2 separate regions of the Homo sapiens genome follow, and region 1 is linked to region 2. The links are chromatin contacts, found by Hi-C in ENCODE. All regions are on one chromosome and are shown on one strand. The core of a region is the stretch at or near the end of the contact, and the rest is flanking DNA. Distances in the headings are between cores, read along the strand shown.

Region 1 (3,571 bases), core at 243-2,742, 3.6 Mb before region 2:
TCCCTATAATATTATCTTTTTATTTAAATGAATTAATTAGACTGCTGTTACCTGCAACATAAAGAGTCTTAGCTAATAACAAAAGTGGTATCAGAATGACTAATTCTCTCCAAAGTACAGTGGTTGAGTATCGGCCCTGAAGCCAGATCACGTGGGTTCTTCTGGCTTCTCCACTTACTAAGCTGCACATAACCTTAATGTTGATTTCATAATCTGTAAAATGGGATTACATGACCACCAACAGGAATGGTTTAAGTTTTAAATGAGTTTCTAATGTTCAAAGTCCTTAGAACAAAACTTGACCCACAGTTAAGACCGCAACAGAAGTTAGCTATCACCACCACCTCCAAGGGGGATCTAAATTCTACGATATACTGATTTGCTGATGTTTCAATGAGACCACTCATCTGGCTTGACACATTCCCTACTGTACACATGATACACAGAGAGCATTGACAAGGCCACTCTTAAACAGGGACAGTTTCCACATCCAGGTGAATCAAGAAGAGTAATAAGGTAAGGAAGAGAGAAAAAGCAGTGGCTGGATTCTCCACAGCTCCAAGCATCACACTGTTCTCTCATAAGGAGCTTCTACACAACCAAAACCCCAAACCTGCCCCCACCCCAATATTGAGTCACACTGCTCTTCCTTTGATGCTGTTGGTTCTATAAGCCTGAAGATTTTTATGCATTTTTGGATCCAACAGATGACTTCAGCTTGCCAAAAACAAACAAAAACAAAAACAAAAAAATGAACCCACTCCCGACTGGTATAACTCTTAAAATCCTTTATTATTTGTGATTTTTATTTTTGTGTGTGATGGGGGTAGGGCAAGAGATGAAGGCTGCTGACCTTTGTGAACCCTAAATCTATTTATAATACATATTGACTAAGACTCCCTCTATCCACTCCATGCTCTTGTCAGGGGATATTATAAAGGGCTCAGAATAAATTAAACACCATCCTGAAAGGCTACTTAACTAGAAGCAAGCATGGCCCAGAGATCAAGCACATGCATGTAAGAATTAGAGGAGCCTAAAGAACCAGGAAGTAGTTAAAAAGAAAAAAGGAAAAATAATATATGCATGATTTTTCCAAAGATATTTTCTTGACAAAGTATCTTTTAAATTATTCTAGAACCAAAATTCCAGGTGTAGCTAGCTAGGTAATAAGAAGGAGTGGAGGGAAGGGGGAGGAAGGGAAACATGTGGCATACCCATATCCTGACAATGCCAGGGTTTCTCTACAGAAATTCCGAAATAGCAGCAAACTCCTCAAGAACCCAGGCCAACAGAGCCAATCAATCCATGCTTATCAACTCACAAATTTGCTGAAGGCTTTCTCCTTTTATCTGCTTCTCTTTCAGACATCTCTTATTTATAGAAAGTAGTGAGCTAAGCCTGAGGGGAAAACCAAAGTCCCCATTTCTAACCGCTCTTCTAGACCCCTTTCCTTTCTCAGTTCCTCTTTCCTTTCTCCTTCTCTTATTAGCTCGACCTCAACCTTTTCCTTGGACTCCCTAAATCTGTAAACTTTCCCACTTCAGCACTTTTCCAGGAGAGGGGCAGGTATGGGGGCTCAGGCTACTGGTAAACCCCGTGCTTTGGGAGGTTGAGGCAGAAGGACTGCTTGAGACCAGGAGTTTGAGACTAGCCCAGGCAACACAGCAAGACCCCACCTCTCCAAAAAAATTTAGAAAACAGCTGGGTCTGGGTGTGGTGATTCACACCTGTAATCCCAGCACTTTGGGAGGCTGAGGCAGGAGGATCATCTGAGCTTAGGAGTTCCAGACCAGCCTGGGCAACATAGTGAGATCCTGTCTCTATTAAAAAAAAAAAAAAAGCTGGACTTTGTGGAGTGCACCTGTTGTCCCAGCTACTTAGGAGGCTGAGGTGGGAGGATCGCTTGACCCCAGGAGTTCAAGGCTGCAGTGAGCTATGATCACACCATTGCATTCCAGCCTAGGCAACAAAGCGAGGCCCTCTCTTTTTTTTTTTTTTTTGAGGCCCTGTCTCAAAATAATAATAATAATAATCCTCCATCTTATCAAAAATAAGAACTTATTTTCAAGAATCAAAGAAAAAAATAAAAAATACAAGACGGAGAAACTGCCCCTTCTGCAACTGCCACCCCCCTCTAGCTACAGCTTGTCAGAACCACTGGAGGGCTTTTATTTTTCACCCCAAATTTGCTAATCTCTCCTTCCATCCACCCTGTCCACTGAAAGTAAACCCCTGTTACTTATTGATGGACATTTTCCCTCTTCCTTAGGTGTGCTGGGACAGGCACAAGCCTGGAAATCACCAGACTAGAGTGTGAGACAAATCTGAGGAAAACACTGAAATCACATAAGGTTTAGATGAAATTGAACTATGATAAAAATTATAAACAAATTTACATCTTAGGTCATTAACGAACCTTTATATAATGTCTTGTTCAGTAGCTATGTAACGTTTATTTTATATTGAAAGCATCTATCACACTTTTGTATCTCCAGATGATCTAATTCAGTGCTATGCACACACAGACACCCATAAATGCTCAGTTTGTAATTTGAGTCAAATAAAATTTTTCAAGTCTTCTGTTCTGATGGTGACTCTAATGTTTTATTGCAAAAGTAACTTCTATCTATATGCATCAACTCCAACGCCTTTACCAGCAACTGCTTCGATTAGCACTGGTAAATATCCAAATAATGATCCCATTTTCTCATAGATTTAAATACCTAACTTTTTAATCACTAAGTATACTGTGTATCTTCTCAAAAATTAAACCTATATTTAAAATGTTATATTACATTTACATACAATATAGAAATTGATCTTTTTACACAATGGAAGATTAAAACACTGTATTTATGATTTCATTGCTTCAGCCTACATGTTTCTGTGATTGATGGTAACATCTAAATGAAGTAACTGGTAACATTTATACAACTACTACTAAATGCTGTATTTTAATTTGTTTCAGTAATCATTCATACTTTTTAGGCATCTTCTGGTGTTAGGTACAAGAAATAAAAATAATCATATTTTTTAAAAACTCGGTCTTGACAGAGAGACAAACACAAATGACCGTAACTCAATGTGATAAATGTTTTAAAGAGGTATGTATTTAAAGTGCCCTGGGACACAGATGAGAGCTGTGTGGAGTGAATCATTTTTATCAGAGCTTTGAAAAATAAAAAGCAAAGAAGCTGGGAGAGAGAACATCCTAGGGGGCATACTGAAAACAGCAAGTTACAGAGAGAGGAAATAAGATGGAAATATAAAAGCTGGGATCAGGTTGTAGGGGATCTGAATACTACATAAGATTTTGGGCACTTAATTCTAAGGGCAGTTAGGACCTTAGATTTTTAAACAAAAGAATATAAGAATTAAATCTACACTGGAGAACAAGTAGAGGTAGATGGCAATTCCAATGAAAAATATTAGTGGCTATGTTATAAAATAAGCCTCTTTTTAAATTTAAATACAGCTCTGCATATGAGTAAAATTTAACATCAACAACTCAAAAGAAGGTCTATAATTCATAAAGCCACTATAAGAGGCAGTAGAGTATAATGGTTAG
Region 2 (3,563 bases), core at 360-2,859:
GTTGCCTGCTCATGAAGCTGGCCCTATTCTCTGCTCTCATGTTCCACTTCATAATTTTCTGACCTCAAACAACAAAAAACCTCTCTGCCCATTCCTTCTTGATGCTTCTACACATATAAGCCACATTGCCCAGTGGCAGTAAACTGAGGGTTAATGGAGTTGGTCTGGTTAACTTGGAAAACGAGGGAGTTGTTGGCTGGAGAAGGGTGTTTCAGCCTCTTCCACTCAAGCCAGGATGGGTACCCAGACTAGAGCAAGCATGTGTTAGCTACCTTTAAAAAACAACAACACACCTTCATAAAGAATGCCTAGATTCAAAACATTTGTTTCGTTTTCATTTATTTGTTCCTTTATTGTCCCAGTGAATATTTACTACTTACTTCAAATTGCAACGAGATGCTGACAATTTAGCTATGAACAAAGCAGATGTAGTTCCTGCCCTTATTCAACTTCAAGAAACAGGCAATGAACGACAAGTCAGTGTCACAAGGAATACCAAGGGGAAAATGCAGGGCACTAAGAAAGTGTAAAGCAGACACTCAGGGGCTTTAGGGGTAGATAAGTCTTTCTGGAAGAATTCATCTGTACAGTGAAACTTCAGTATACATAGGAGTAAGTTCGGCCAAGGGAAAGAGTGTTCTTGACAGAACAGCATTGGCAAAAGTGGCAAGAATTTTAAGAAAATTAAAGAAAATGTACAAGTGATGGAACCAGGAATCATGGGGCTCTTTAAGGACAAAATATCTTAAAGGAGTTTGAAATTCACCTTAAATGCAATAGGGAGCCATTGTAAAGTTTCCTATTTGATACTTGTTTTGTAAAAATATTAATCTATGAAGAATATAGGGAGTGGAGTCTGCGGTCAGAGTGGGTACTAGTGCAATTTAGGGAATGAGATTAGGCTGGAAGCTGGATTGGGGGGAAAAAGATGGGCATGAGAGAAACTTGGAAAGCAGAGTTGAGAAGATCGTGTGACCGACTGGACGGGCAAAGGTTAAGAGAGGATAAATAATCATTAAGGACGATTTCTCAGGCTTCTAGTCGGTAACTGGATGGATGTTGGTGCCATTTCTCGAGAAGAGTTAAAGAGCCAGAGATAGCCGGCAAAGAGAAACATGGAGCTAGAATTTTCAGGTATCTGCAGTTTCCCTAATACCTTTTTAATCCAGAATTTGCTCCTTGTTTTGGTTTTAATTCCTCTAAAAGCTGCTTCCGTGTTGCAAGCTGGCTGACCGCTTTAACAGGCAACCAAAGAGATTCTTCTCACAAGAGGGAGGCTTTGAGCACAACCCGGGACATTTGAAGCTGTCAGACTGAAGAAACAGGAAGCTTTGAACTACCTATCACACTCGGCCTTAAAGGTTTCGGAGTAACTCCACCCGTAAAATCCCCACGACTCTGATTAGAAAGTCCCGGCGGGTCGCCGAGACCCGACCGCAGGCTCCGCCCCAGGGCCAGGTGGATGCCCGGATGTGGACTTGAGCGAATGTGCGTCACGTGACGTCGCCTGGCGGGGCGGGACTCTGCCTGCGACGGTGGTGTTGGGTGCATCCTGCGCCACGTGACCGCCTCCCAGCCAACCAATGGAGGAGCGAGGCGGAAAATTTCGAATGTGGCGGCGGTAGTTCCAGGCGACGGCGGACGGTGGTACGGTCCTGGAGGGCCCAGTGCGCGGGGCTAGCCGTGGCTGGAGAGCTTCGAAGAGCCTTGAAATGTGAGGAGGAGGAAGATAGCTGTTGCAGAAGTAGTGGCCAAGGTATCGTTCTGGACGCGCCTGCGGCAGGAGGGTCGCCGCGTCCACTTCCGCCAGCCCCACCTCCCCCCGGCCTTCCTGGAGTCCCTGAAAGAGGAAGAAGTAGGTTTTAAGGTGCGAAACAAGGGCGTAGTGATCCCTGTTTGACTTCCCTTCGGTTTTCAGTATCATTCTAAATTCGGTGGCCGAAAGCTCGGGCCGTGGAGTCCCACTCGCCGCGCTTTTCGCCGTTCAGCCACTCGATCTGCGCTTTCAGATGTTCCGGCTTCCATGGAGACCCTAATTTCCTACTTTGCAAAATTGTGTAGATTAAGTGATGTGCAAATAAAGCTTTTACAATAGCTAAAAGCCTGGCTCAACGTAAGGACACAAGAAAATTGACAGCAGTTCTTTGTGCAGCGTGATACCGTTGACGTCCTCCTTGTCCAGGCCATTCTCTTCCTCACTTACCCTGGAGAGGCCGGCACTGACTAGTATCCTACCTGGCTGTCTTCGCAGCAGGACTAATTGGAGAATTATGGACGGAGATCAAATATGCTAGGTTCTTTAAATCCAGAGCGCTTACACGAGTACTGTACAGATTGAGACCGTCATCTCGCGCTGTGGTCTGTCTTTGCTTTCATCCCTTCTGTCTACCACACCCCCTGCTAATAACCATCGCCTTATTTAGACAGGATATAAAACTTTTGATATGGCAAGTTTCTTTTGTGATTTTTAACTTGATTAAAAGTAATAACGAAAGCTTTTTAGGTAAGGCTTTGCCTTTAAAATACCTTAACTAAACTAGATCCGTTACTTAATCTGTATGACTCTCAAACATCTCCAATTCTAACTTAATTGTGTAAAACAACCCCTTTACCGTTCGTGCTTTTAAAAATAGCTACCCTATCTCTGCTAGGAACCTCCCAGTACATATTGTATATACCTTGGTAGAAAGAAAGTTCTTAAGTGGTATCTACAATACCTATATTTAAGATTCCAGACACTGCATAGAGGAAAATAAGGCCTGGAGGAAATACTCAAGATTAAGTGTAAGGTTTAGGAAAATATTTGACTATCGTAGAGGAGATGAAGATATCCTTTGTAGTGAAAATTCTGTGCATAGATTGTTATTGGAAACAAGTCTTTTTTTTTTGCAATTTTAAGATCTGCAAAGTGCAATCTAGCGTAAAAGATGTTTGTGAAAAGTGGTTTGACATGTTTAGTAGCATGCTAAAGCCTACCTGATTTGCAACGTTGAAAGATTAAGTATAGTTATGTATTTAATACTCAACGTTTAACTGTATGTACAACAATATTTAATGTCTGATTTGTTATGTTCATAATTTACTGGGAGTTAACAGCCCTAACTTTTAGCCACAGTTTGAGAATACTAGAGTGTTCCTCTGCCCAAGTTCCTGCTCTAGCTCTGTACTTGTTACAATAGCCTATTAAAATTGTATGTAGTGCTACATAGTTTAAACCTCTAAGGAGTACCTTGACTTTCTTGAGACTGTGTGCATATCATAAGTGATAATTGCGTTTAAAGAGTATGGAAAAATAGTTGAATGACCTAATCTGATGAATTAATCATTAGAGAAGAGCTGGAAAACAAAACCCAAATATATAATTGCCTCAGAACTAATGCTGTAAGCTTAAGCAGTAAAAGTTGGTCCTAAACATTTTCTATAAAAAGTGTAAATAATGCATCAAAATATAATAATAAGCATTTTCAATAGTGTCTGGCATATACCCCACAGTGAGTATTTGTTAAAGAATGAATAAGTGGCATATTGTGGAATCTTTGGGTTGGAAATCTATATTCAATAAA

Evidence for each region. Hi-C counts contacts between places; a loop is a spot of excess contacts on that map. Pooled maps may share reads with other maps.
Region 1: a pooled map shows a loop between it and region 2 (5-fold over the local background). The contact joins the enhancer-like site here to the promoter of SGO1 in region 2. A Hi-C loop is called at or near these places in 7 of 50 pooled maps.

The regions. Positions count from the first base shown.
Region 1 is chr3:23,827,597-23,831,167 of GRCh38, reverse strand. All of the region lies in intron 3 of UBE2E1 (ubiquitin conjugating enzyme E2 E1), which reads right to left. Among named protein-coding and RNA genes, the nearest start is that of UBE2E1-AS1, 22 kb to the right of the region's middle. RefSeq lists enhancers at 200-409, 1,329-1,758. Within about 2 kb of position 1,492, at least 2 of the 41 ENCODE cell types and tissues checked have a DNase peak (open chromatin) inside an H3K27ac peak, as active enhancers do.
Region 2 is chr3:20,184,252-20,187,814 of GRCh38, reverse strand. SGO1 (shugoshin 1) reads left to right here and starts at 1,609. Exons shown (of 8, transcript NM_001199251.3): 1 at 1,609-1,867. It overlaps SGO1-AS1 (SGO1 antisense RNA 1), which reads right to left. Exons shown (of 4, transcript NR_132785.1): 4 at 1,700-1,840. RefSeq lists enhancers at 1,132-1,191, 1,212-1,891.